4 separate regions of the Mus musculus genome follow, and all the other regions are linked to region 2. The links are chromatin loops, found by intact Hi-C in ENCODE. Cell type or tissue: heart. All regions are shown on one strand. Links, peaks and the distances in the headings refer to the core of each region. The heading gives the core; the rest is flanking DNA.

The links. A loop is a pair of places that touch in the nucleus more often than their neighbours do. Peaks named below come from ENCODE experiments on the same cell type or tissue, not always from the same donor. Only the 100,000 strongest peaks of a DNase experiment are listed, where the experiment ranks them.
Region 1: a loop joins it to region 2, with 8 times the contacts of the local background. A loop is called at or near these places in 7 of 42 quality-filtered maps.
Region 3: a loop joins it to region 2, with 2.8 times the contacts of the local background. A loop is called at or near these places in 4 of 42 quality-filtered maps.
Region 4: it touches region 2 in a loop (8-fold over the local background); 4 of 42 quality-filtered maps call a loop at or near these places.

The regions. Positions count from the first base shown.
Region 1 is chr9:114,812,210-114,819,584 of GRCm38, reverse strand. All of the region lies in intron 1 of Cmtm8 (CKLF-like MARVEL transmembrane domain containing 8), which reads left to right. Among named protein-coding and RNA genes, the nearest start is that of Gm23889, 22 kb to the left of the region's middle. In heart, for the core only: a CTCF peak has its summit at 4,098 (motif pointing right); no DNase peak of the experiment used is centred there; H3K27ac peaks cover 535 bases.
Region 2 is chr9:114,747,533-114,754,636 of GRCm38, reverse strand. Cmtm6 (CKLF-like MARVEL transmembrane domain containing 6) reads right to left here. Exons shown (of 4, transcript NM_026036.3): 4 at 5,294-7,104. Among named protein-coding and RNA genes, the nearest start is that of Gm9888, 16 kb to the left of the region's middle. In heart, for the core only: a CTCF peak has its summit at 1,678 (motif pointing left); a DNase peak (open chromatin) is centred at 1,566; H3K4me3 peaks cover 981 bases; H3K27ac peaks cover 574 bases.
Region 3 is chr9:114,884,830-114,892,204 of GRCm38, reverse strand. No RefSeq gene overlaps it. Among named protein-coding and RNA genes, the nearest start is that of Gm30448, 35 kb to the right of the region's middle. In heart, for the core only: a CTCF peak has its summit at 4,281 (motif pointing right); no DNase peak of the experiment used is centred there.
Region 4 is chr9:114,953,949-114,961,323 of GRCm38, reverse strand. No RefSeq gene overlaps it. Among named protein-coding and RNA genes, the nearest start is that of Osbpl10, 21 kb to the left of the region's middle. In heart, for the core only: a CTCF peak has its summit at 4,132 (motif pointing right); no DNase peak of the experiment used is centred there.

The sequences.
Region 1 (7,375 bases), core at 2,815-5,314, 62 kb before region 2:
CACAAAGAAATCCTATCCCCCCAAACACAAAACAAATAGACGAACAGATAAAGAAATACAGTCCACATCCTACCAGTTCTGTATGGGGATACATGGTGTGTGTGTGTGTGTGTGTGTGTGTGTGTGCGCACGCGTGCGCGTGCGCGTGTGTGTGTGTTTAGGTGGGATAGGTTGTTTGATAGGTTAAATGTGAAGGCCAGCTATGGATGACTGGTGTTGGAAGGCAAGCCTTCAGAGCCAACACACCTTGCTGGTGTTTCCCAATCTATGGTCTGTGTTTGCATTTTCAAGGATTATTAACAACAAATTTCTTATATTAGTTTAATGCTGTAAGCAAATTCTGGACATCTGAATTGGCCTGCAGCCTGCCATTATTTCAGAGCAGGCACCTGTGTTTGTGTTTACAGTCACCTTGGTAGTGAACTGTAGTGCTTTGCCATGGGCTCGTGACATTGGAACAAAGACTGATTATCTAAGTACCCAGCTAGGCCATGGGTAGGTCAGTCATGCCACAGACCAAAAAGGGCTGGCAGTGGGCAGCTGTGCTAGCAGTGGGAGAATGGCATAAGCAATGGGAGTCGGCGTTTTGGGGGTTGCTAGATGACATGGGCATTGTTTGGATAAACCTAAAGGACTCTGCCTGGCTGTTAGCAGTAGCATCTTTGCCTTGTACATAACGGTTTAGCGTCATAAAAGTAAGTAAAGTTGTTGGTTTGAAATTCGTTGGCTTACGGTTTTGTGTCTAATTTGAAATTTTGATTCTATATGTATGTGTGTGAATGAGTGTATGTGTGTAAGTGTGTTTGTGTGAGCATGTGTTTGAGTGTTTGTGTGTGCAAATGAGTGAGCGTATGCATGTGTGTGTTTGAATGTCTGTGTGTGTGTGTGTTTGTTGTGTGATTGTGTGTTTGTATGTGTGTGTGTATTTGTTGTGTGATTGTGTGTTTGTATGTGTGTGTTTGTTGTGTGATTGTGTGTTTGTATGTGTGTGTAAGTGTGTGTGAGCGTGTGTTTGAATGTTTATGTGTGCAAATGAGTGAGTGTGTATGCATGTGTTTGTGTGTATTTGAATGTCTGTGTGTGTGTGTTTGTTGTCTGATTATGTGTTTGTATGTGTGTGAGTGTGTGTGTGTGTGTGTGTATTTCCTTGTGAGGGTCAGAGATTGACACAGGGACATACATCTTCTTCATTGCTTTTCTGCCTTGTATTTCCCCAGATTTTTTTATTTTATTTTATTTTATTTTATTTTATTTTTTTTGGTCTGACAGTTTCATACATTTAGTGAGTAGAGTTTAGCCATTTTTGCCCCCATGTCTTTTGGAACCCCCTCCTTCTCCCACTGTCACTCCTCTGTTGTTTTTTTTTTTTTAACCTTCTTTTTGTGTGTGGCAGCTGACCTACCCTATCTCCTGAAATAGGATCTCTGCTGAACCTGGAGGTCCCCGTTTTGATTCAGCTGGCTGGTTAGGGAGTTCCATTCTAAGAGTCCACCTCTCTCTATGCCCTGATGCTAGGGTGCAGGCACCTGATGCTGCACCCAACCTTTTTAATGTGGGTGCTAGGGATCTAACCCAGGTCCCTGTGCTTAGAGAACAAGCATGCTGCCCACTGAGCCACCTTCCTGGTCCCCTACTTTTAGACTCTTTTTTTCTTCTGGATGTTCCAAAACTCAGCCATACTGTGGGCTGCTTTAAGAATTGTTTTGAACCAAATGTGGCCGCACATGCCTTGAATCCCAGTACTCCAGAGGCAGAGGCAGAGGCAGAAGGGTATCTGTGAATCTGAGGCCAGCCTTGTCTACATATCAAGTTCCAGGTCGGCCAGAGCTACGCAGAGAGAGCCTAATTCAAAACAATACAAATGAGTTGCTTTGACTTTAGGCCCATGAAGTAATCATTCATGATTGAGCAGTACTGAAAGAGACTGTCAGGTTTGTCCCTGATCCTAGCTCTTCCTACATGTATCCAGATGAGGAAAAGGAGCCAAGAGAGAAGCACACGGTGAGGTTCTACATAGTTGGATACACAACACAGGCTCCTGAATTCTACTAGAGACCCTCACCTGTGTTCCACATTACCACTGTGTTGTGTGTCTTTCCCAAATTAAACTCAGTTTTCAAATAGGCCTTGACTAGTTAATGTGTCACATGTCAAATGATCAAAGCATGATAAAAACGCGTGGTAACTGCCCCCACTTCTATTAACCCTGCACCACACACATGATGTGAGAGGCTTTATTGATCCGTCTATATGTGGGCTGGATAAGCCTCAGATGAGGCTTTCTTGCACATTGGGGGGCACCTAACAGTATTCCTGAACTCCACATATCAGATGTCAGTAGCACACCCCCGACGAGTCATGACAGTAAGAAGCTCGTCCAGGCATTACCAAAGGCCCCAGTGGGGGCAAAGTCACCTCCAGTTGAGAAATCCTTTATGCAAATAGAAACACATGTGACCGTCTGATTTTATTTTCAGCCCTGCCTATAATGGAAAAACAACAGCCTATACACACATCTTTTTTATTTATCATATGCACAGGGTGTGTGTGTGTGTGTGTGTGTGTGTGTGTGTGTGTGTGTGTGTATATTTCACAAACTACTTTTAAAGGTTTGTTTATTTATTTTATGTATATGAGTATACTGTCACTGTCTTCAGACACACCAGAAGAGGGCATCTGATTCCCATTATAGATGGGTTGCGAGCCACCATGTGGTTGTTGGGAATTGAACTAAGGACCTCTGGAAGAGCAGTCAGTGCTCTTAACCACTGAGCCATTTCTCCAGCCTCCCACAAACTACTTAATATATGAAAATAATATATCAAAATATATTTTGTTCATTTTTTGTTTTTTTGTTGTTGTTTGTTTTGTTTTGTTTTGTTTTGTTTTTCTCTGTGTAGCCTGGAACTCACTCTGTAGACCAGGCTGGTCTCAAACTCAGAAATCCGCCTGCCTCTGCCTCCCAAGTGCTGGGATCAAAGGCATGCGCCACCATGCCCGGTTTATATTTTGTTCTTATGTGAGTGGGTCTCCTGTTCTCTCTGGACCATATACCCTTCTTCTGTGCTTCAAATAACACACAGGAAGTCCCTCCCATCAGACTTCTCCAGCAGTCTGTCATATATGCCAATTTTACTTCCCAGAGTTGGGCTGATCGTTCATCCCTTCTATGAGTAGACCGGTCTCTCTGACCTAGCGGTACATCTGTAAAGCATGAACACTGCCAGACTGCAGATGGGTAGTCAGTGCGTACAACAAGCCATGCGTACTTCACGTGGCCATCCAGATCTTGGTTTTCTGTTTGCTTGTTTGTTTAAGTTTTATTTATCTGGTGATTTTCTGTGTATGGGTGTTTACCTACAGGTATGTCTGGTGGCCACAGAGGTAGAAGAGAGCACTGTGTCTCCTGGGACTGGAGTTATAGATGAACTGTGAACTGCCATGTGCGTGCTGGGTATTCTTAACCACTGAGTCAACTCTCCAGCCCTGTAATTTAGATCTGAAGTGCCCCCCATAGAATCATGTGATAACTGTCTAGTCCTCAGATTCGCTCTGTTGGGGCATGGCCGAGCCTTTAGGAAGTGGGTCCTGCAGGAAGTCTTTAAGTCATTGGTGGCCTAGTGGATTTGGAAGTCTGTTCCCCTCTTCCGCTCTGTTTTGACTCCCAGCTATAAGGCGAATGATTTTCTTCTTGTGTGTACATTTGTCCTGATGTCTCGCCTCCTCACAGTCCCGTGGTCTCGGGTAGTTGTCACTGTACAGACTGCTGGCTAGCAGACATGTCAGATGTGGCTATGTCCACTGGGAAAAAATCATCTGGGACCCGTTGTCCTGTGTTGGGTTTGGGCTTCTCTTTTCCAGTCCCATGACAGTCTGCTTCTGGAAAATCTTGCCTGCCAGCCTGAAAGGCTGTGTGAGTGCTGACCTCCGGTATTCTCTGGTGCCTTGGAAAAGGTGCCTGTGTAAATGTTGGTGTTCTTACCAGAGCCAGAGGGATCAGGGTTGGGGCCTCCTGCCCTTGCTACACAGACTTAGTTGGGAAAGACAACCTCAAACAAAGCAAGGTCAGGTGGTTCAGAGGGTGACAGTACTTAGCCTGGCCAATAGAGGGCACTAGAGTCCTCCTCCCCAATGTCCATACTGTAATTATTTTAATAAGTGGTTCTAAACACTTTTCCCCACAGCTCCCGCCTCGTGTGTTTTTGTGCTTTTTCTGGCCGATTTATGAGCAAAACACTGAACAAGGAAGACAAACCTTCCTAAGAAAAAGATAGATGATGATGATGAGTGTGTGTGTGTATGTGTGTGTGTGTGTGTATCCGTGGAGGCCAGACAGGGTGACAAGTGTCCCGCCATACCACTGTCCCCTTAATTCCTTTGAGCCTCCTGTTTCTGTCCCCCTTCCCCAGTCTCTGTGCGGCACTTAGAGACATGCCCACAGCCACAGCTGGCTTTTTATGTGGGAGCTCTGAGGATTTGAACCTTCTTCCACTCTTCCCACTGAGCCATCTCCCCAGAGCCCCATCCTTACCCTTTTTGACCAGGCCATTCTCATCGTTGAATCAGCTTCTGTGACCTTGTAGACACAGTGAGAGCTGCCCCGCTCCTCCCCCCAGAGGATGTGTGGTGGGTGTCAGCCCCTTTCACCTCTGGGGTGAGCATTCTGGCTGGCCTGCCTGTTGGAATCCCAGCAGTGACCTCATAGCACAACCATTGAAAAGAAAAAAGAAAATAGTGTTTCTTCTGCTGTTCCCTCGCCTGCCTTGAGGACTTGGCTATTGGCTTGTGGTCGTCAAACGGGGAAGCCCTTACACCTCAGGGGCACTTGGCAGTTAAAAGTAAGACCTTGTATGTGAAATGGTACAGTGTGTGTAGGGGAAGGATTTGGAAAATGCCTTGGGAATTAATTCAGATGAGAGTGCACATACCTATAACTCTAGCACTTGGAAGGCAGAGGCAGAAGGGTCAGGAGCTCCAGGCCAGCCTCATTTACTTAGAGTCTGAGGTCAGGCGGAGCCTCAGAGTGAGACTCTATTTTTAAAAAAATCAAGTGAACTGACTGACGAGAAACTTGAGGGTGGAGGTGATGCGGGAGGCTTGTCTCTTCTAGCAGGTTGGGAGGTGATGCGGGGGATTAATTCCTCCAGCAGGGTGGGAGGTGATGCAGGATACTGACTCCTCAGGTAGGTTGCGTGGTCATTAACAGCTCACAGAATTCCAGCCCAAGTCCTGTAATCTAGCCAAAATGGTTGTATATGTGTGTAAAGATCTAATGTAGAGATGCTGGGCTGGGAGAGATGGCTTGACCGTTACGAGCACTGGCTGCCCTTCCAGAGGACCCTGGTTCAGGTCCCAGCACCCACATGGCAGCTGGCAACCATCTGTAACAGCAGTTCCAGGGCTGCATAAATGAGGGGCACAGACTCGAGTGCAGGTAAGACATCCATATGTATAAAACAAGAATAAATCTTTTAAAATTACAAAGCAAAACACACATAAAAAACATGTGTGGCTGGAGAGATGGCTCAGCGATTAAGAGTACTGGCTCTTCTTCCAGAGGTCCTGAGTTCTATCCCCAGCAACCACATGGTGTCTCAGAAACCATCCGTAATGAGATCTGATGCCCTCTTCTAGTATGTCTAAATACTGCTACAGTATATTTTCATATAATAATAATTTTTTTAAAAAATGTAATTTTTTCTGAAGTATTTTCAGTCTCTTAAAAAAAAAAAAAAAAAAAAAAAAGCCGGGTGTGGTGGCGCATGCCTTTAATCCCAGTGCTCGGGAGGCAGAGGCAGGTGGATTTCTGAGTTCAAGGCCAGCCTAGTCTACAGAAATAGTTCTAGGGCAGCCAGGGTTACACAGAGAAACTGTCACAAAACAAAACAAAATTCCTTTTTCTTTTAGTGAACCTGGTATTCCCTCCATTCAACTTCTGTTAATTAAATTAAAGGTGTCCTAGCCAAGTGTAGGCGCTTGGGAAGTTGTGGCAAGAAACTTAAGAGCTGAGGTTAACCTGGGCCTCAGATCAGCAGAGTGGCTCATGCTTTAATCCCAGCACTATGTAGACCAGGATAGCCCCGAACTCAAAGACCCTCCTGCCCTCTGGCTTGGCATGGCTGGTAGTCATGGCTTCCTGGGGAGTGGAGACCTCTCCTAGTGAGATTTTTCAATATTCTCTTGAGAGCATTAGTGCTAAAAATTTGCAAGCTTTTCTTCAATGTGTGCTTAGGGCTCGTTTAGTGTGTGCATAAACATTTTGAGATCCCCAGTGTCTTAGTCAGGGTTTCTATTCCTGCACAATCATCATGACCAAGAAGCAAGTTGGGGAGGAAAGGGTTTATTCAGCTTACACTTCCACATTGCTGTTGATCACCAAAGGATGTCAGGACTGGAACTTAAGCAGGTCAGGAAGCAGGAGCTGATGCAGAGGCCATGGAGGGATGTTCTTTACTGGCTTGCTTCCCCTGGCTCGCTCAGCCTGCTCTCTTATAGAATCAAGACAACCAGCTCAGAAATGGTCCCACCCACAAGGGGCCTTTCTCCCTTGATCACTAATTCAGAAAATGTCTTACAGCTGGATCTCATGGAGGCATTTCCTCAACTGAAGCTCCTTTCTCTGTGATAACCCCAGCTGTGTCAAGTTGACACAAAACTAGCCAGTACATCCAGTGCAGCCAGGCTTCAGTATCAGTGTAGTGTGGCATCAGAGTTGATGTATGTCTGGTGGGCCTGACCTGACACATGTCTCAGTTGTGTTTCTGTGTCTAAATACAACATAGCCAAGGACTTAGCCTCAGATTTGAGACAAGAAACATCATTTATCTGGGGCTTATTCTTTGTTCCCGCGAGGTGGTACATTTCGGAACCTCCTGGTTTGGTTAGATTGCCGCAGCATCGAATGTGTATATAGTTGTTTGTTCTCCCTCACCTTCAGTTTTGGTTGGCTGAGTTTTGGCTTTGCAGTGCACCTGTGAGGTAAGTCTTCTGCCACTGAGCTACGCTCCCAGGTCGCCAATGTTTTCGAAATTGGAAACCTAAACAACCCTTGAGAAAATGGAAAAAAACAATACAAAGTCCTTTATGTAATTGTTTTGTTGGAGACAGAGACTCCCTATGTGCCCCAGGCTGCCTGGTTGGTCTGGCCTGGCTACCTTCCTCTGCCTCCTGAAGGCGTGCTCCTCAGTTAATGTACTCTCTATCCCTTTCTGTGAAAATGTGGGTTATTTTAAATTTCCATAGATTTTTTTTTACACTTATTTGTGCGTGTGAGTGTGTGTGTGTGTGTGTGTGTGTGCATGTGTAGCCTAGGCATGGCTTTGGAAGTTGGCGGACAAAGTGATGAAGTCAGTTCTCGCCTACCATGTAAATCCCA
Region 2 (7,104 bases), core at 129-2,628:
TTTGTGTTATTAGTTGTGGATATTTGCCGATTCCCTGTTCTATAGAATAGACTTTCAAGAATGAACTGAATTGAAGAGATTTTTCCCTTTTTTTTAAAGATTTATTTATTTATTTTATGTATATGAGTATGCTGTAGCTGTCTTCAGACACACCAGAAGAGGGCATCAGATCTATATTGCAGATGGTTGTGAGCTACTTTGTGGTTGCTGGGAATTGAACTCAAGACCTCTGGAAGAGCAGTCAGTGCTCTTAACTGCTACACCATCTCTCCAGCCTGAAAAGATTTTTTTTTTTTTGCTATTAAAAAATAAATTTAATTCACTTAATAGAGTGCTCATCCAGCATGCAAAACATGCCCTCAGTGAAGAAGCCTGTGGTGGTCCGTTCATAATAACAAGGCAGAAGTGGAGACAGGAGGATCGGAATTCAACCAAGGGCAGGCCAGGATAGACCAACCTTTACTAAAAACAAAAAGGTAAGTGTTGTGTAACTCCTGCATTCTGGAGGCTGAGGCAGGAAGATGCTAAGTCTGAAGCTAGCATAGCTACACGTAGGGAGACCTTGTCTCAAAAAAAATAAAATAAATAAAAAAGTAAAAATGTAAAAATCATTTTAAGGTATCTTTTGTTGTTTTGGTTTTGGTCTTTTTGAAACAGGGTTTCTCTGTAGCCTTGGCTGTTTTGAAACTAGCTCTGTAGACCAGGCTAGCCTTAAATTCTGTGATCCACTTGCCTCTGCCTCCCAAGTGCTGGGATTAAACAAAACAAACAAGCAAAAAACCCAAAAATTTAAGCCACCACGATCCCAAAAAAGTGAGTTCCAGAACTAACACAGAGAGACTATATATATATATATATACATATATACATATACACATATGTATATATATGTGTATATATATATATTAATAATAGTTGAACATTTTTTTAAAAGTTTGTAAGAAACCGGTATGAAAGATGCTTCTAACCTTACAATGGCCTGGGTGACCAGCTCCAAGAGGCTTCCCCTCAGAAAATACTCACTACCTCCTGGGAAGGTGAGGACAGTCAGTAGGTTCCTAAGATTTTACTGTCTTCTTATGTATCTAGAAAAACTGCAAAAATAAAAAATATCCTCATGCGCGCGCACACACACACACACACACACACACACACACACAACCGATTGGCTACCACCTGAGGATGATCGCTGTCCGGATCAGTCAGGGTTCTCTAAACTGCGGCAGATCCTGCCTTCTGGGCGCTTCGCTTCGGAGGTGGCAGCTGGCCCAGGGCTGCCAGCTGCTCACTGATGCCAGCTGCCCCAGTGACCCAGAAAATTGGAAATCTGGGCCTTCTAGCTAAGCATCTCCCAATCTGGAAACGTTGCCAACGAAACCTAGAAACGAAGCTGAAACCAAACAAGCCCTGTCTGGGGGCACACCCGGCCGGCTCGCCCACTGGCAAGTGACCCCGCGCGTGTCCTGGCGGTAAAGCGGGGAAGTCCTGCTGAGGCCCGCAGGGCTGCCAGCTGTTTCCTCTGCGGCCTCGCCAGGCGGAAGCCTCCCTCCCCTGCCGCAGTTGTGCATGCCTGCAGCAGCCTCTCCTCCCAACCGCGCTCTACTTCCTAGTTGCAGAAACTCCACCCTTAGGTGGAGGCCACCGACTTGCGCCCACTCGTGCAGCGCGCGCCCCCTGGCGACCAGAGGAACGCACTGCCACTCCTGCCCGGCCAGAGCAGAGGCTGAGGTTCTGACGTAGAGCAGAGATGTGCACACTTCTGTGGACGCACAGATTAGTCATAGTCTTCCATTCAGGGCACACAATAACCACTGGCCCACGCCTGGCCGTCCCCTTCCTACCTTCAGATTAGCTTTCCCCTTAATTTCTCGAGAGAGATAGCTCTCTCTCAAGCACGCGCACACACACAGGATTTATTAGAGTGGCTTGCAGGGGACACAGGCTTGCCCAGATACTTTGGTTCTCGTAGATTGCAGATGTGGCCGAGTTGACAACCAAGATTAGCCATCACATGATGCTTATCGTCTCTTGCGCCCATCTTTCTCTTTCCACCATCACTTCCGGAACCACCGATCACCACACAGTTGCTTTTCTTATGTTAGTTCTACTCTAGAGCACATGAGTTCATATGTCAGCAGGGGACATCCCCGTGTAGCCTTGGTGGCTTTATTTGCCTGTCACCCTACTGGCCTCAAGCCACACCTTCTCTCCCACATCCTTAATTTATTTTAAAGATAGGGTCTCAGTGGAGATAAAGGCACAGTCCTTTAATCCCAACACTCGGGAGTCGGGAGACAGAGGAAGGTGGATCTCTGTGAGTGCAAGGCCAGCTTGGTCTACAAAGTGAGTTCCAGGACAGCCAGGAATATAGGGTCAAACTCTGTCTCAAAAAAGAAAAAAAATAGGGTCTTACTCTGTACCTATGTACCCCAGGCTGCCCTGGAACTCATAATGATCCTCCTGTCTCAGCCTCTCAGTCTGGGATTATAAGTGTACACCACTGTGTTGGGCATCTCCTTATTTTTAAAACATTTATTATTTTTATTTTATGTGTTTGAGTGTTTTGCTTGCATGCATGTGTGCAAACATGCACACATGGTACCTACAGAGGCCAGGTTAGGGTGTCAACTCCCCTAGAGCTGAAGTGACAGATAGTTGTGAGCCACCACGTAGGTTATATAACATGTCTGTTATTCCAACACTGGGAGGTGGAAGCAGAAAGATCAGAAGTTCCCTGCTGAGAGAGGCGGGAGGAAGAACAACAAAAAATACAAATACAAAATGTTGAGGACTGTATAAACATTTTATTTTATACACGAGTGCTCTATCTGCATGTACACCTGCATGCCAGAAGAGGGCATCAGATCCCATTATAGATGATTGTGAGCCACCTTGTGTGGTTGCTGGGAATTGAACTCAGGACCTCTGGAAGAGTAGACAATGCTCCTAACCATTGAGCCATCTCTCCAGCCCCCCACAAAAATTTGTTTAAAGGGCTGGTGAATATGTTCAGCAAAAAAAAGGCATTTGCTGAGTTGGATCCTGGGTCTCCCTCATGGTGGACAAAGAGCCCTGCCTCCCACAAGTCTGACTTCTAACAGGCACTGTAACATGCACATACACAGACATATAGGAACATTAAAAATAAGTTGGGGTGCCGGGCGGTGGTGGCGCACGCCTTTAATCCCAGCACTTGGGAGGCAGAGGCAGGCAGATTTCTGAGTTCGAAGCCAGCCTGGTCTACAAAGTGAATTCCAGGACAGCCAGGGCTATACAGGGAAACCCTGTCTCGAAAATAAATAAATAAATAAGTAAATAAGTAAATAAATAAATAAATAAATAAATAAGTTGGGGTAATGAGAATCCTTGCTGCCTTTTACAGCTGCCTTTATTTTAAAAAGTTTCTGTGATGCATATTACTTATAGAACTATAATTTAGCCTAAAAAAAAAAAAAAGACATCTCAGAGCGGTCAAGACTACAATTGTGTGTTCACACACGTTCATGTGTGCAGTACACATGTGTGAACATGCATAAGCACATGGGTGTGTAGACCAGAAGAAACCAGAGTTTCCTGGGAGCCAGATCTCATCAGCCTGGAGCTCACCAGGCAGGCCACACTGGCTGGTCAAAAACCCCAGGCAGCCACCTATCTCTGCCTCCCCATTGCAACATATGCAACCACACCTGGCTCTAGGTAGGTTCTGGGGTTCAAACTCAAGTCTTTGCAACTTTGCAAGCATTGTCTGGACCATTTCCCAGACCATAATAAGTGCTTTATAAACTGGGGGCTGGTTGGGCTTTTTGGTTTGGGCAGTTCAAGGCAGTTTCTCTGTATAGCCCTGGCTTTGCTGTCTAAGCCAGGCTGGCCTTGAACTCACAGAGATCCACCTGCCTCTGCCTCCCAAATACTGGGATCAATGGTGTCTGCCACCATTGCCTGGTGTAATCAGTGCATCCAACATTGTCTTCAGTCTCACATGATGATCCCGTTCCTCTGTTAGCAAAACCAACTTTGATAGGTAGAGGGCAGCTTTAAATCCAGGTATTTTCATACTGGTGTGTGCGTGTGTGGCGTGGGGACGGGGGTCTAGATTATGTTACTCTAGTCACAGTGCATTAATCACAGTCAGCAAGCGCAACCTTGAACTCACCTGCAAAATGAGTCAAACCCACTAAGGGCTCATGGGGAACTCTGGAGAATCAACAACCCTTCCTCACCTCTGGACAGTCCTGTGACTGTAAAGTCTCAACTCTGTGGACAGAAGTCTCAGCAGAAAATGGGTGGGCATTAGCGATCCCCCTGCCCCAGCCTCACAGGCCGCCCGCCACCAGGAATGCTTTACTGTCGGCATTCCCTGCTTTAGGTCTTCTGCTCTTTGCAGCTGGCTGCATATTGATACAATGTTTTTTATCAACAAAAAACAAACAAACAAAAAACCTGAAGAATGTACAAATCCCAGTGAATTTCTGAGGACTAACTATAAAGATCCTGTTATTCTCTAGGGACTGGAGGCAGGAATTTTACAAACTCCACAAATAGTTCTGCTTTAGCACAACGACGCCCTGGCTCTGCTTCGCACTGTCCAGTGATTGAGCTGTCCCAAACAGATGCCTCTATCTGTCCACAGCACAGGAGCCACATCTAGGGTGTTAAGCAGAGTCCAAAACTTCATTCTTACAATGATTTAGGTGGAGGTGACATGCAGCTGTGACCCCAGAATCTGGGAAGCAAGTACAGATGGACCTGGAGGTCAGTGTCATCCTCATCGACAGAGTGAGTTTGGAGCCAGCCTGGGCTACATGAGACCCTGTGTCAGAACAGAAGGGAAAGGAGAGAGAGGCGAAAGGAAGAGGAAAGAAAAGGGGGGGAGGGATTTAAAACCACCCGATGTCTAGTATTCTTCTATAATTCATGCCATGGGATTCCCTAAAAAGTATATTTTTGTTTTCATTTATTTATTTGGCTGACCTGGAACTCACTCTGTAGCCCAGGCTGGCCTTAAACTTACACAGATCTGCCTCCACCACAGCTAGCTCTTACAGTATTTTCCCTGCTATGTAAACCAGGTTGGCTTTAAGCTGGTGACCTTCCTGCTTCAGCCCTAAGTGATGGCATTGGAGACTCCTGTGCTGCCACAGCCGACAAACATGATGTTTAAGTCCGAATCCCACTCTCCAGAAGACAGCCCGTGTATTGGACACGTACAGACATGGGGACAGCTAACCCCTCAAGTGAGGGCCTCATCTAAATAAGTCTGTAATTAATGAACAACTGTGAAGGCACAAACACTGGAATTAAGAGGATTTATTTTAAAAGATTATAAAAGTTGATATTAAGAGTGATTAAAAAAAAGACCCACAGGCTTTAAATCAACAAATACAAAAGTGATCAGATATAAGCAACGTAGAAATACACTTCTCAGTCCCCACATAGAGCATAATTTAAGTATAGTAATTATAAAAGTCTTGTGCAATAAGTATATTTCCCTTCTTAGTCTTAAAAACCATTCTAAACAATTTGTATAAATTACAGCAACTCAAGTCTGCCACAGCTACTAAAAAAGACATTGTCCTTTCTGTGCTGACAGTCTCTGGTCCCAGCTCTTCTGGAGGGTGTGTGTTGCCACAGTCTTTAACCCCATCTCCCTCCATAGAATGCAAAAGCCAACCAGTCACAGGTTCCCTCAAAAGAGAAAATTCTAAGAGTGGCCACAGACACAAGTGACCAAATTATCTTCCTAACCGGAAAGCCTGAAGTAGCCGAGGCAGAGCCCTCAGCTGTGAGACAACTAACACACAGCAAGCAGCTGGATGCTGATGCTGAGCCGCTGCTGTGCAGAGCCAGGCAGAGTGTCTGCCAATCATGAACAAGCCAAACACAGGTAGAGAGGCACCTACTACTGAGATGCAATGTCCCCAAGGGCCTGAGAGTTAGAAACTAGTTCTCCAGGAAGGCACTATTGAGGTCAGAAACCTTTAGAGGCGGGGCCTAGTGAGGTCTTAGGTCAGAGAGGGTGTGCCCTTAAGTGACCTCAGGACCTCAAGCCACCGCCCTTCTTTCCTTGCTTCCAGATCTACAACAAACTCCCCAAGTGATGTGTTGCTGTCTAAAACAGCAGGTCTGACTAAGGGCCAAAGCCTACAAAACTGCAAGCCAAGATTAACCTTTTCCCCAACCCTTCCTCTTTTTAAGTTGATTGTCTCAGGTATTTTGTTATAGAAACAGTCAGCAGACTAATAGTTGGTAACACTAAAGTAGCTCAGATTTGCTGTTAATTCTCAATAGGTCTAAATGATATTTACAGCACAGCTTGATATAAAACTCTAAAATTGTCTGCAATAGACTGGTTACTTTTGAACTTCTCTATTCTTGGTTTCAAGAGCCTACTGTCCCCTCTCTGGAATGGCATGTCCAGTAAGGCAATGTTAAGGATCAGTTTCATGATCTCCAGAGCAGCTATGGTGACATCACCAGTATGTAAACCTTGAGGACAGCAGATCAGGCAGTGAGGCAGGGACAGGGCAGAAGCTGTGTGCCCAGATTCATCCACTTCCAAGAACTGCCACAGCCTCACTAGGAAACTGAAACCATCTCCTTCCACACACCAGGCACGCAAGACACTGGAAAGGACGGGGACTTTACAGTGAATCCCCGGAAACACGATCCATCGCACCACTCCAAAGAGAAAGCCCAGCCTGGGAAACCTTGGCCAGTGCACAGAAGGCCTGGACGTGCTGGATCTCGCTCAAGCTCTAGGAAGAAGGCAAGAAGGGAAGAAGGGTCCCCCGGGTCGGAAGGGCGCCCAGTGGTTCTAAGACAGCCCTCCAGCAGCAAGCGATCCTTCCAGAGTCCCAGGAGGCCTGCGGCCTCCCCACACCACCAGCAGTACTCACTAGCAGGGCTTCAGGGGTTTACATCTTCAAGACCTCTCCCCTGGAGAGAAAGAAACCCAAGCAGAGGCCTGTGGGAGGGAACACGGACCTGACACCTCTGCCTCAGACTCCTGGTGAGAAGGGACACACCTCTGGATGGCCTGGAGACGGCTGACAATGGGAAGAGAACAGAGAGGAAGAGCGAGCACTGGCCTTCACAGACGGCACA
Region 3 (7,375 bases), core at 3,159-5,658, 130 kb before region 2:
TTTACGGCGCACATGCACATAAAACTAAAATACATACTTTGAAACATCTGCCCTGCCAGGTGAGATGGCACACATCCTTAATCCCAGAATTCTGTTGGATCGCTAGGAGTTGAGGCCAACCTGGTCTAAAGAGTGTGATCCAAGCCAGCCAAGGCTACATAGTGAGACCTTGTCTCAAAACAACTTGAATTTAATTTAAAATACACACATACACAGACACACACACACACACACACACACACACACACGGTTGAGAAATGGCTCATTGGTTAAAAGCACTGGCTGCTTGCTCTCCCAGAGGACCTGGGTTCAATTCCCAGCACCCACATGACGGGTCACTACTGTCTTGACTGCAATTCCAGGCTTCTGCATGCAAGTGTTATATAACATACATTGAGACAAAACATACATGAAATCATTTAAAAATTAAAAAAATAACAAATATAAAATAAAACGGAGAGGGACATATTTGGTTTTTGCATGCCAGTCATTGCTGGCTCAAGCCACACTTTCCGGCTGTGGTGTTACAAGGCGCCTCTAAAGCCCAGCCATGTCCCCCTGACTTTGAGAGCCAGTGACTACGAAGAATCAAAGGCACAGAGGTCACTGAAATCCATACCAGGGAAGGCGCTCTCAGGTGTCCCGTGGCCTCTCGGGTTCCTGCCAGCAGCACCTGCTGACTGGACGCTCACTTGGTCTAGATCTCTCTTATGGGGCCAAGGCATCCAGCTTTATTTTCCAGACGCCGAGTGTTAATTCTCCTGTGTTTGTGGCACCCGCTGACTCCTCAATCTGAGGTCTGTTCCTATTGCCTCAAGCGGGTTCTGTGCAATCCAAGACCCTCGGTTACCTGGCAGCTCACAGCCCTCTCCAGGGGCTGAGCTCTGACCAGTGGCAGCCAGCCAGGCCTTCTCATTGGTAGGCAGCACACTCGACTGTGTGTCCATGCATATGCCTGTCTGTGTGCCTGAGGGGGCAGAGGTTAAGGTCAGTGTCTTCCTCTACCTCTCTGTACCTTGTTTTTCATTTATTATTATTATTATCATTATTATTATTATTGCATGACGTGTTTGTGTGTGATTTGAGATGTTTAGGAGTCGGTCCTCTCCTTCCATGTTGGGCTCCAGGGTTTGAGCTTGGGCTGTCAGGTTTGTGTGGCGATTGCTCTTACCTGCTGGAGCCATCTCCCCAGCCTCTATTTTTAAGACCTGGCATCTCACTGAACCTAGAGCTCTCTGATTGGCTAGGCTGCCTGGCCAGTGAGCACCTGCCTCTCCGTGTAAATAATGTAGGAACAGCCACCAAAGTGGTCCCTACACATGTGCTGGGGCTCTGCCCTCGGGTCCTCATGCTTGCTCAGAAAGCACTTTACCCCCAACCACCTCTCCAGCCCCTGCTTTTAATTTCTGTTAAAGACTCTTGCCTGGGCCGGGGATGTAGCTTAGTTGGTGAAGTGTATCCAGCATGCTTGAAGCCCTCATTCCATCCCCAACACTGCACAAACCCAGCTGTCATGGAGTAATCACAACAATCGGGAGGGAGAGGCTACAGGAGATCCTGTCTCAAAACAAACAGTAATAAATGCCTTTGCTTAGCGTTCTGCCCTCCCTTCTGATCCCATTCAGGTCCGTGTGCTTGCTCATACAAATCACAGACTGCCAGCCTCTGCCACGGGTCCTTGCCTGCTCCTCTACCCTCCCCTCTAATGGCTTTAAACCAGTCCATTCTTCCTAATTAAAACGCTAATAAACAATTCAGTTCTCTCGTCTGATATCCCTGTTTCCTGGAGGTAGGAGTCCACACACCATGGGCTGTGATATTTCCACAGAAGCCTTCCTTCTGTAGCAAGCTTGTCTCCTGTTTAGAACAACTGAACTCAGTTTTTTGGAAGAGCTCTGATCTCTCTACAAACTCTGCATGTTGCTGAGTGGGCTCAGCTGACAAGGACTGGGTATGACTGTGGTCTTCTTCAATCACAACAAACATACTTGCTAAAGAGTTTGTTCTTGGCCGTTTCGACAGTTCAGAGAGCTGACTGCCGCTATATGTTGTGGTTTCTACAACAGCACTTTCTTAGACAAGAGACTCTGTGTGTGTGTGTGTGTGTGTGTGTGTGTGTGTGTGTGTGTGTGTGTGTGAGATCTTTAGTTAATTTGACCATTCTAGGTTTCCATGTCAGCCTGTCCATCTATCTGTCTGTCTTTCCCCTCTCTCCCATCTGCTATGTCAACTCAATTCAAAGCTTCTTACTCCTTCTTTTAAAAACAACAGAGCCGGGCAGTGGTGCTGCAGGCCTTTAATCCCAGCACTTGGGAGGCAGAGGCAGGCAGATTTCTGAGTTCGAGGCCAGCCTGGTCTAGAGAGTGAGTTCCAGGAAAGCCAGGGCTACACAGAGAAACCCCCCCCCCACAAAAAAAAAAAAAAACCTACCACCAACAAAAAACCCCAAAGAACATAAAGTCAACAACAGAAGCAGAGTTTGACATAGCCCAGGCTGGCCCTGAAATCTCTCTATACCCGAGGATGCTAGGATTACAGAACAAAATACCATATCCTGCCTAAGGGGGCAGGGGGTGCACATGCACTCACATGCACACACAGTTTTGATTTATTTATTTTCATTTTACGTGTATGTGTTTGCCTTGAATCGAGAGCCTCTGGAAGAGTAGCCAGTGCTTTTAACTGCTGACCCATCTCTCCAGTCTGATATATCTATATATACTGGTTTTTCAAGCAGAGCTTTTCTGTGTAGCTCTGGCTATCCTGAAAGTCACCCTATAGACTAGGCTGGCCTCAAACTCCCAGTGAGTGCCCTGCCTCTGACTCCTGACTGATGCAATTAAAGATTTAAAGCTATTTTAGATTTATTTATTTTATGTTATGTGTATAAGCATTTTGCCTGCATGTACATATCCACACTGTGTGCACCTAGTGGTGGAGGAGGGCACAAGGGTGTCGCTCCCCGAACTGAAGTTCTAAATGGTTGCCAACCACCATGTGGGTGCTGAGGATAAACCCTGGTCCCCAGCAAGAGCAACGGCTGCTATTATCTCCTGACCACACCTCAAGGGTGAGTATGTTTTAAGATTTATTTCTTTATTATGTATACAGCGATCTGCCTGCATGTATGCCTGCAGGCCAGAAGAGGGCACCAGATCTCATTAGAGATGGTTATGAGCCACCATGTGATCGCTGGGAATGAACTCAGTGCTCTTAACCTCTGAGACATCTCTCAAGGGTGTATTTTTTAAAGCAGCCAATAAATGTAACCAAATTCCTACCAGTCAAATGCAAGCAACCACTTTCCTATCCACATACCTAGCATGGAACTATGGTGGAAAAATAACATTTTGTCCAGTTGATAAGTGAAAGTCGTATCTTAATTTTTTTTATTTTTATTCTTTGGCTTTTTTTGGAGACAGGGTTTCTCTACATAGCTTTGGCCGTCCTGGAACTCACAGGCTGGACTTGAACTCACAGAGATCTGCCTGCCTCTGCCTCCCAAGTGCTGGGATAAAGACATGTGCCACCATCCCCAGCTCATTTTTTTTTTTAAGATTTATTTATTATATGTAAGTACACGGTAGCTATCTGCAGACACTCCAAAGAGGGCGCCAAATCTTGTTACAGATGGTTGTGAGCCACCATGTGGTTGCTGGGATTTGAACTCAGGACCTCCAAAAGAGCAGTCAGTGCTCTTACCTCTGAGTCATCTCTCCAGCCCCCAGCTTGATATTTTAATTTGAATTTAATTATCAGTGAGTTGGAGGTTCAAAGCTAACAGCAACTTGAAATGGGAGAGTTTCTTCCGAGTGAGACATGAGAGCCTTGAAAGGAATTGCTCATCAGATTGAAAACACGCCAGGTCATTAAAGCCAAAGGCCACAGAGTGTCTGAGGTGACTGAAGTCATGGCACAGGTGCTGAAGCCTTTCCGGCCAGCAGCCCTCCTTCCGAGTGACCCACTGTGCTCAGGATGCAGTTGGCTTCAGACGGCACGGTCCCCAAAGCTGCTGATCGGCAGAAACTGTCCCAGATTCTTGCCTTAGTGGCCTAGACTAAATACTCAGAACGTCTGTTTTCCTCCTGTGTAAAAGTTAAAGGAGGCGGGAGATGGTGCAGCCTAAGACTGGTATGTAGACGGAATGTTCATCTCTTTATACGTGTGTCTTTTTGCTTTGCTTGACTTTATAGGTATTTTTAATTAGTCTATCTTTTTATGTGCATGGGTGTTTTGCTTGCATGTATGTCTTGCAAGTATGTGTCCAGTACTCATGCAGGCCAGAAGAGGGCACTGGATCTCCTGGAACTGGAGTTCAAGACAGTCACCATATGGCTGCTAGGAATCAAATCTGGTGGCTTCTAGAAGAACAGCTAGTGCTCATAGTTAGGCTCTGAGCCATCTTTCCAGCCCCTCCTTTTGTTTTGTTCTGGCTGGCTGGTTGCTTGGTTTGGTTTGGTTTTGTTGGTTTTTGTTTGTTTGTTTGTTTTGGTGGGTTGGTTTTTAAGATAGTATCTCACTCTATAAACCTGTCTGGCATAGAACTTATGTACCCCAGGCTGGCCTCAAATTCTCCTGCCCCAGCTTTCTCAGACCTGGAATTAAAGGTGTATGCTACCCTGCCAGGTGGTAAGACCCTGGTTAAAGACACCACACCCTTTGGGTGCAAGGCATTGAGAAATCAAGGTGCACCAGTCTTGGATAGTACATCCCTGCTGGTTAGCATACATAGTGCCAGAAGATGCTATGTAGGCCCCTGGGGGATAGAAAGTTATCAGTGGGTCTTACTCCTCAGTGGACTCTGTAATACAATACCGAACTGTCAGGCAAGATGTACCTACAGGTGCCAAAGCTATTACAGGGCAACCAATTGTTTACTTTTCCTCTACTGTTTTTAGACAGGGTTTTTCTATTTAGTTCTGGTTGTCCTGGAACTCACTATGTAGACCAGGCTGGCCTTAAACTCATAAAGATCCACCTGCCTCAGCCTCCAGAGTGCAGGGAGTAAAGGTGGGTGCCACCACACCCAGCTCCTTTTTATTTGTATTAATTTGAGATTCTATTTGCTTTTGTGTGTCTGAGTGTTTTATGAATGTGTATCCTTGCATCACAAGCATGCAGTGCCCGCGTAATCCAAAGAGAACACTGTATCCCCTGGACCTGAAATTACAGACTGGTGAGGTACCATGTGGGTGTTAGGAATTGAGCCTGGGTCCTCTGGAAGAGCAGCCGGGCTCTTACTTGTCGACACATCTCTCTATCCCCTGCCCCCCCCCATCCTTAAAAAAAAGTAATGATAATAAAATAAAATGAATAAATAACAGTTATGAAGGCTAGGCATGGGGGCACACAGCTTTAATTCCAGCACTCAAGAGGCAGAGGCAGATGGGTCTGTGAGCTTGAGGTCAGCCTGGTCCACAAAGCTCTGAGGATGTGGAGGCAGGAAAAGGGGGGTTCCAGGTTACTTAGATACAAACTTAGAGCAAGTTTGAATACAGCCTGGGCTACAGGAGACCATGTCTTAAGAATGAAACAAAATGAATACACAAATAAAGACATGAGATTTGAATTAGGAAATCTAGAATGCACACGGGGGCAGGACAGCAGTCTGTAAATCATCTTTGCTCTGTCTGTGCAGTACTCTTTCACCCTTCCCTCTCAGCCTCTGCTCCTCCCACCGCTGGCCTGCGATACATTGTAACTCGTCCAGCAGAGCCTAAGCTTCCTCAGGAGTGGCTGTCAGGCTCGGCTCCTTTTTCTCACAATGGTCCAATCAGCTGGAGGAGGAGCCAACACAAACTGGAAGGCTGGTGGGGGGGGGGGGGGCACAATGGCAGCTCTCACACCTGTGCACACATCTGGATCACCTAACAGGTTTTTGTTTTTAAAGCGCTCACAAGAAGCTGGGTCTCTCCTCAACAGTGGCTGGTTTTAGGATTTGGGAATGAGCAGGAGTTTTACTTGTGACAACTTGTGCCGTCTTCCCTCTCACAGGTAGGGTCACCTGCAGCTTGCTGCCTGTGGCGTCCTGGGAATGGCCAGCAGGTGTGGGCAGCCAGCTTGCCCAGGGAGTATCAGTTACCAGCCAGGGAAAGGAAAACAGGCTTTTCTTGTTCTTGGTTTTGAGTGTGCACTGTTGTTTGTCTTTTCCACAAACCTCAAAGAATCTGCAAGTTAGAAGAGACCTTGGCAGAGAGACCTGACATGCTGCATTCGTCAGCAAATGTGAATGAGACAGCCCATTCACTGGCTTGGCCTCAAAGCCCCAAAGCCCCATAGTGCTCAAGGGAAATCCATTCGTTCAGACAGGGGGCTGGTTACACTACAAAAACTCGTGTATGCACACACACACACACCACATACCAATACATATACACACACCACATACATAACACACACTCTCACATATACCATACATACACCATATACACCGCACCACACTACATATATACACACACCACATACACTCACACACCACGCTCACACATAGATACCACACATTCAACACCACACATACCACATATACTCACACACATAACACACACATTCACACTCCCACATACATCATACACACACCATTCACAGATACTACATCACACACACAGTCACTCATACATACCACACATTCACACACTACATACATACACACCACATATACTCACACACATAATACACACATTCACACTCTCACATACACCATACACACACCATACACTGATACAACATCACACACACAATCACTCATACATACCACACATTCACACACTACACACACACACTGTATACACACACTGTACACACACACAGACACACACACACACACCACAATCCCACTCTGCAGCTATTGATATGTATACTCTGGAGAGTTCTCATGAATGAAATCAAACAGCACTTGTACATGCGTGTAGAAGACAGAGGCAGGCATGGGGTGTCCCTGCTATATTGTAGCCCCACCTCATTCCTTTGAGACAGAATTCTGTTTTAGGGACATTCTCTGAACCTGGGGCTAGGATGGCAGACAGCAAGCCCCAGGGTCCTTCTGTATCTTCCCCCCTCCAGGACTGGGGTTCAGATATGTGCAGCCTTGCCCAGCTTCTTATATGGCTGCTGAGCCATCTCCCCCATCCCTTTTTGTTTTCTTTTGAGACAGGTTATCTCTACATCCCTGGCTAGGTAGATATGAAAACCTGGCTGGCCTCAAACTCCCGCCTGCCTCTGCCTTCCGAGTGCTGGATTAAACCCATGTGCCACCACGCCTAGATGATCGTTTTATTCTATTGGGTCAACCTCCCGCCACCTCTTCATCTCCTTATCTGTTTCCCTTCCAAACTTCTCCCCATCAGTACCCGCCGCAGTACAGAATTCCTTAAGTATA
Region 4 (7,375 bases), core at 3,146-5,645, 200 kb before region 2:
GAGCTGCAGGGTGAAGGCAGAAAGTTCTAGAACAGGAGGTAAAGCTAAGAGCTCTTTCCTACCCTTTCTCCAGCACACACGTTGTTTGCTACACTTTGACTGGAAAGTAGCATGAAAGGTGTTATCATTCATAGTGCTTCACAAACAGCAGACCCAGCACCAGTGTCTTTAAGAAACCACCACCTCTGAAGCCAGGCAGGAGAAAATGTTTACAGTTAATTATGTAATCGTCTTCATCCCCCGTTGTTTCATTTAAAACACTTCCTTGTTGAAGTCTAGAAATGAGAAGCAGGACTGTGGTATCAGACTTCACTGAAACAAGAAGGGAAAAAAAAACCTCAATGTCAGGGCTGGGGAGGTTAGCCGAAGCAACACGGCAAGTTTGAGACCAACCTGGGCTACAAGAACCCTGGGAGCGAGGTGGGGTGTGTGTGAGGGGGTATACAAGGCGTGGTAAGCAGCAAGCACACTTGAGGCTGAGATGGGAATAGTGCAAGAAATCCAAGGCCAGCCTAGGCAACCATGTGAGATCTTGTCTCAAACTAACAACATGACAGAAGAGAAGGAGGAGGAGGAAGAAGAGGAGGAGGAAGAGGAAGAAGAAGAGAAGGAGACATCAGCCACACAAGCAATGGCTTGTCTGGGCCTTAGCAGGTCTGCACAGACTCTGAAGGTCAGGTGGGGACTTTGCCTTTAAGGCTGAGCAGCTGCTGGCCTGCTTTTGCTGGGTGACAGGCAGTAGGCCAGCCTGCCCGCCCATCAAAGGGCCAGAACATACTGCCTTTGCCACCTGACTTCCTGGCCTAGACTAAGAGGACCAAGCATGAGCCGGGGAGACCAGGAGGGGAAAGAAAGGAGCCATTCCCAAAGACACAGACCTAGGACAAAACCACAGAACTTCCCTGTTGATTGTGAGCCTTAAAAGGTCTACAGTGAGAAAACTGGAAAATCTTGTTTCCGGGTGCTGTGGTCTTGGTGGAGGAAGACACTTTTGTAAGTTTTTAAGAAATGTAGACATTGATCTCTTAAACTCTCTACACAGGGCTAGGGAGTGGCTCAGCAGTTAAGATCTTACTGGCTAATACTCTGTCTGTATCTCTGTCTGTCGGCTTGTTTACTTTTTGAAACAGGTTTCTCTATGTAGCCCTGACTGTCCTGGAACTCCCTATGTAGACCAGGTGGCCTGGAACTCAGAGATCTGCCTGCCTCTGCCTCCCAAGTACTGGGATTAAAGGTGTGCACCACCAAGTTGGCTGTCTTACTGTCCTTACAGAGAGCCTGAGTTCCATTCCCAGCACCCATCAGGTGGCTCACAACCACATGTACCCCCAGCTCCAGAGGGATCCGAAACCATATTCTGGTCTCCCAGGGCACCTGGACTCATGTGTGCAGACACACAAACATACACATATATTTAAAAACGTAGCTTTTAAAAACCTGATAGAACACGTATACTTTGTATCAGGTACCAGATGACCAAGAGCCAAAAGCTCAGTAGCTGTTCTTGGGCCCTGAAGACACTCAGCAGTTAATGAGATCATGCTGAGCCCAACACAGGCTATGTTGTAGACCAGAAAAAAAAATGCATTAGGATTTCTGCAGCTGTGGGAAAACTGAGTTAATTACATTCCCCAGTTCATGGCATGAGCTGTCATCTGTCTGCTTCATCCTGTCCCATTTAATGGCAACTCCTTCTCCCCTCTCCCTCTAGGATACTTTGGTATCCTTGTAAAAACCTACAGAAGTGAGCTGGGCACTGTGATGTGTGTTTGTGACCCCAGCACTTGGAAAGCAGAGGCAAAAGAATCATGGTGAGTTCAAGGCCGACCTGGGCTACGTGAGGCTGTCCCAGAACCCTCGGGGCTGGGGAGGGGGTGGTGTAGTTCAGTAATTAGGTGCTTGCCTAGTATACATAAGGCCTCTGGGTCTAATCCCTGGCACAGTATAAACTGGGTGTGGTTGTTCCTGCCTGTAATCCTAGCCTTGGAAAGTGCAGGCCGAAGAGTCAGAAATCCAAGGTCATTTGCCCAGATCATTGGTCTATACCCATATCAGTGAGGGATGGCCTTGATTGCTGTAGGAAGGCCCAGTCCACTGTGGGCAGCATCATCCCTAGGCAGGTGGGCATGGACTACATAAGAAAGCTATCAGAGCACGGGCCAGCGAGCAAGCTAAAGAGCAAACCAACAAACTTGCATTCCTCCATGGGTTCTGCTTGAAGTTTCTGCTTAAGCTCCTGTCTGGACTTTCTTTCAGTGATGAACTGTGACCTGGAAGTGTAAGCCAGATAAACCTCTTTCTCTAAGTAGGTTTTGGAATCACAGCAAGAGAAGGAAACTAGACACGCACCCACACACCAAAAGAAAGAAAAAAGGAAAGAAACAGGGAAGGGAGGGAGGGAGGAAGGAAGGAAGGAAGGAAGGAAGGAAGGAAGGAAGGAAGGAAGGAAGGATGCAAGAGTCAAATAAAGAAAACCCTCTGTACTGCTGTACTTCCCTGTGCTTCATAACCTCCGGGCTTGTGAATGACACCACGATCTCTGTTCAGTTTTGTGCTGTTCCCCAGACAAGAGCAATGAAGCCTATTGAGCCACGCAAAGAGATCTTTCATCCAGCAAGATCAATAAACTCCTAGATTCTAATAGTTTGTTTATTGATTCTATTGGTTTTTCCATACAGTTTATATCACTGAAAAATAATGACAATTTTATCTCTGCCTTAGTCTCTTATATATCTCATTTTTCTTTTTTATGTCTTTCTGCACTAGTTAGACACATCAATATGATCGGTGTCCTGTCCCATATAATTGTTATTATCCCGCAATATTATGGGCTCTTGTCCCCATTTGTACCTCTCCCTTCTCGGTTTCTTCCTTCCACTTTATCTTTAAGATCTGTTTATTCAGTGTGTGTGTGTGAGTGTGTATGTGTGTGTCCTTGTGTTTGTGAATGAATGTGTGTGTGCCTATGTGAGTGTGTGTGTCTGTGCATGTGAGTGTATGTGCCTCTGTGTATGTCCCTGTGTGTGTGTGTGTGAGAGAGAGAGAGAATGTGTGTGTGTATGTGTGGTGTGTGCCTGTGTGTATATCCCTGTGTGTGTGAGTGAGTAAATTGTGTGTGTGTGGTGTGTGCCTGTGTGAGTGTCTGTGCCCGTGTGAGTTTGTATGCACCATATCCTCTTGAGATCACAACAGTGTTTCAAATCTCCTGAAACTGGAATTATAAGTAGCTGTGAACTACTTTGTGGGTGCTGAGAACCAAACCCAGGTCCTCTGCAAGAGCAGTAAGCACCCTTAACCATTGGATCATCCCCCCAGTTCCTCCTTATAGATACGGAAATCAGAAAACGTTCTCTGGATGGTGGTGGTGGGGTACTTACAATGGTCCAGAATTTGAACTAGTATATGCTTTCCTACAATACAGCCTGGGCTGTCTCCAACCTAATTAGGACCTAATGCCCTCTTCTGGTGTGTCTGAAGACAAATACATAAAATAAATAAATCTTTATATTGAAAAAAAAAAAGTTACAGGAGTCTGGGGTCTCACCATCCAGGCTGGTCTCAAAGTCCTGAGCACTTTCAAGCAACTGGAGCTATGGGAACATGCTAGATGTCTGTCCTCAAGCCCTTCCCACATGTGAGGCATTTTCATCCTGAAACCAGACATCAGGGAATAAATTTGGAATCTGTCCCACTGTGGTCTCACAGAAAGGATGAAAAGAGAGACAGAGACAGACATGGAAGTGGGCCATTTCTGAATGGGTAAGCGCCACTCAGGGAAGGTCTGAGTCACTATGGAGGCTGTTGCAGTTACTGCCACATTCAAACTTTAAACATCACTGTCAAATTCCCGACTAGAAGAGGTGGCACACTCCTTTAGTCCCAGCAGTCGGGAGGCAGAGGCAGGCGGATTTCTGAGTTGGAGGCCAGCCTGGTCTACAAAGTGAGTTCCAGGACAGCCAGGGCTATACAGAGAAACCCTGTCTCGAAAAATAAAAAACAAACAAATCAACAACAAAACAAAACAAAACAAAACAAAAAATCCCCACTAGAGTTCTACAAACTGACCTCCTGGCTAACCCACAGTTCAGTAGCTGGGACAGAGGCAAAGCCTGGGGTTGTTTTCCTATTCCACCACTAGGGGGTGATATATCCCATTCGATTCAATACTATGGCCACTTGGCCATCTCTAAGCTGTATCCTTAGCCCAGGACGTAATTCCAGGGATTACCAATGGTGGCACATCCTGGAGACCACTCCAAAAACAGGAGGCCTCTCATAGGTGCAGTCATAATCTATAATCTATTTGTTCAGAGAATGACGCTTCCGGGAGAAATGAGCCATGGAAAGCACTTGCACACAAGTCTCTATGACTGTGTAGACGGAAGTCATAACACACGGAGACCCGCCCTAGAAGGCTGTAGTGAGAGGAACTTGTGAGGGGAAAGATCACTGTCAAAGGTGGAGCGAGCCTCTCAGAGCTGTGTTCATACTTTCAACACCTGAGGGTCGATTGTCCCCAGGTGTAAATGACTAAATGCTGGAAGTTCATTTCCTAAAAAGATTTGGCCCAGTTCTTTAACAATCCTACCACCACAGCCAGCATTTTTATTTGGATTCTTGGGGACATATGCCTATAATTCCAACACTGAGAGACTTGGACACAGGGTCTTTCCCAGGCTAGGCTACACATTGATGTCCTGTGTCCCCTCAATAATGTGAATACATGAAAGAAATGATTAGTATCTGTCTCTTCTCAAGGACCATGGTGATTTCATACTATTCCCTGTGTTGTCTCCCCTTGATCCTGTCATCAGTAACATGAGCTGGACAGCCTTGCTCCTCCTCAGCCTGCTTTCCCGGCTTACATCCATTTCTACTAACCAGGGACACACGTGAGGCTCGGTGGTGAGACACAGTGGTGAATCTCAGTGGTGAGTCTCAGTGGTGAGACACAGTGGTGAGACACAGTGGTGAATCTCAGTGGTGAGTCTCAGTGGTGAGACACAGTGGTGAGTCTCAGTGGTGAGACACAGTGGTTTGGCTCAGTGGTGAGGCTCAGTGGTGAGTCACAGTGGTAGACACAGTGGTGAGACACAGTGGTGAGTCTCAATGGTGAGGCTCAGTGGTGAGTCTCAGTGGTGAGACACAGTGGTGAGTCTCAGTGGTGAGACACAGTGGTGAGTCTCAGTGGTGAGGCACAGTGGTGAGTCTCAGTGGTGAGACACAGTGGTGAGACACAGTGGTGAAGTTCAGTGGTGAGGCTCAGTGGTGAGTCACAGTGGTGAGACACAGTGGTGAGTCTCAGTGGTGAAGCTCAGTGGTGAGTCACAGTGGTAGACACAGTGGTGAGTCTCAGTGGTGAGACACAGTGGTGAGTCTCAGTGGTGAGTCTCAGTGGTGAGACACAGTGGTGAGACACAGTGGTGAGACACAGTGGTGAGTCTCAGTGATGAGTCTCAGTGGTGAGACACAGTGGTGAGTCTCAGTGGTGAGACACAGTGGTGAGACACAGTGGTGAGACACAGTGGTGAGTCTCAGTGGTGAGGCACAGTGGTGAGACACAGTGGTGAGTCTCAGTGGTGAGACAGTGGGTGAGTCTCAGTGGTGAGGCACAGTTGTGAGCCTTACACTGTGGCGGCCCCAGGGCCTTGAGCCAGCGGGTTCGCAGGTGAACCCGGAGATGGTGGAGGCACTGCTCTCCTGAAGCTCAGCCATTGACCACATCATCTACAAGGCAGTAATCTGGGGCGCAGGGGCTGACAGAGCTTGTCCACAAGTCTGAGGACCAAAGTCCATTCCTGACACCCTGTTCTCCGGCCTCCGCATGGGTGTGACCCTGCCAAAGCATGAAAATAGATGAATGTATTTAAAGAATACGTGAAAAGGCGGGGGTCTGGATACCCATGCACTTAGGCAAGGTTTAGCTGTTGTTTTAAGCTTTCTGTCTGTTTGATGCTTGGTTTTCGGAGACCCCGTCTATGCTGCCTGGACTTCCCCGGACCTCAGATCCTCCTGGGAGCTGGGATAACAAGGTGTCACTGTTCATGGCTCAGAGTTGGTTTTGATCAAGAATCTCCAGTTTGTCACAGCATGAGAGATTTATTTATCTTTTATCTTTAAGGCCTCAGCGGGATATAATTTAACATCAAATTCACCCACTGTGAGGCACAATCCATGCCTTTTAGCACACCTAAAGAATCCAGCAACTGTTGCCAGATTTTAAATTTTTCTATTGATTTATGGGGAGCACTCATGCCCCCGTGCATGCATATGGAGGTCAAAGGTCAACTTCCAGGAATCTATTCTTTCCACCCCATGGGCCTCAGGAACAAGTCAAGTCCTCAGGCTTGGTAGCAGGTGCCGTTACCAGCTGAGCCCTCTCACCAGTCTCTTGGCGTTTGTGTCTACTTTTTTATTTTATTACCAGTAGTCTTACTTGGTCCCCAGTTCGTTGGTTGGTTTTGGCTTTTCTGTTTTGTGTTGGGTGGGGTTTGGCCTTTTGATTTTCTTTTCAGAGAGTCCATAGTATATAGCCTAGGCCATCCCCCTGCCTCTGCCCCTTGAGTAGGACCACAAGTGCATTTCCCATGAATTTCATATGACTCTGGCCTCTGAGGTTAGAGCTGGGAGCTGCGCACACCCAAAGTAAGCTTTGAGTTCATGAATCTACATTACACCCTGTAAAGGTCCTGGGTGTGCCCACTGCAGAGTCTGCTCCGTCTGATGGAGCAAGTACTGATAAGAAGAAATTCATACAGAGTGCAGATACATCATCCTGCTCCCATAGGGCCCATCCCCCACACTCACTCCATAGGGCCCATCCCTCACACTCACTCCATAGGGTTCATCCCCCAAAGCAAATATCTTAAACAAAGCCAGAAAAACCTTTTGGAAGCACATTTTTATTTGCTAGCTAATAGGGCAGGGGGCACACTTTGGATTTTTTATGTCTCTGTAGCTGTGGGGAGACCCATGGCAATCAACATATGATTTTTAATAATAATAACAGTCGTGTTCTGTCTGAGGGCAGTAAATACTGAGAGTGCCCATTAACAGCAGCCTGCCACCCTTTCTTGAAATTGCCTTCTGGCCAGTTTCAAACACGGCTCTATTAAACCCTTAAATAAGGACAGAAGAACCGGTGTCATAAAACGGGAGTGGGGATTATGTTGAAGAGGAAGGTTGGAGGCTAAATTATAGTATCTAAATTTTCTTAAAGCAATGATAAAATTTTATGAGCAATCCATAAGTTATATGGAAAACACTTAGGCTGGATCACACCAGCGAACGGGAATGATAATCTAACATCAAATGATTCCCCTTGCTCTTTTATTTATTTATTGGCTTTTGGGGGTATTGGTTTTTAGGATTTTTG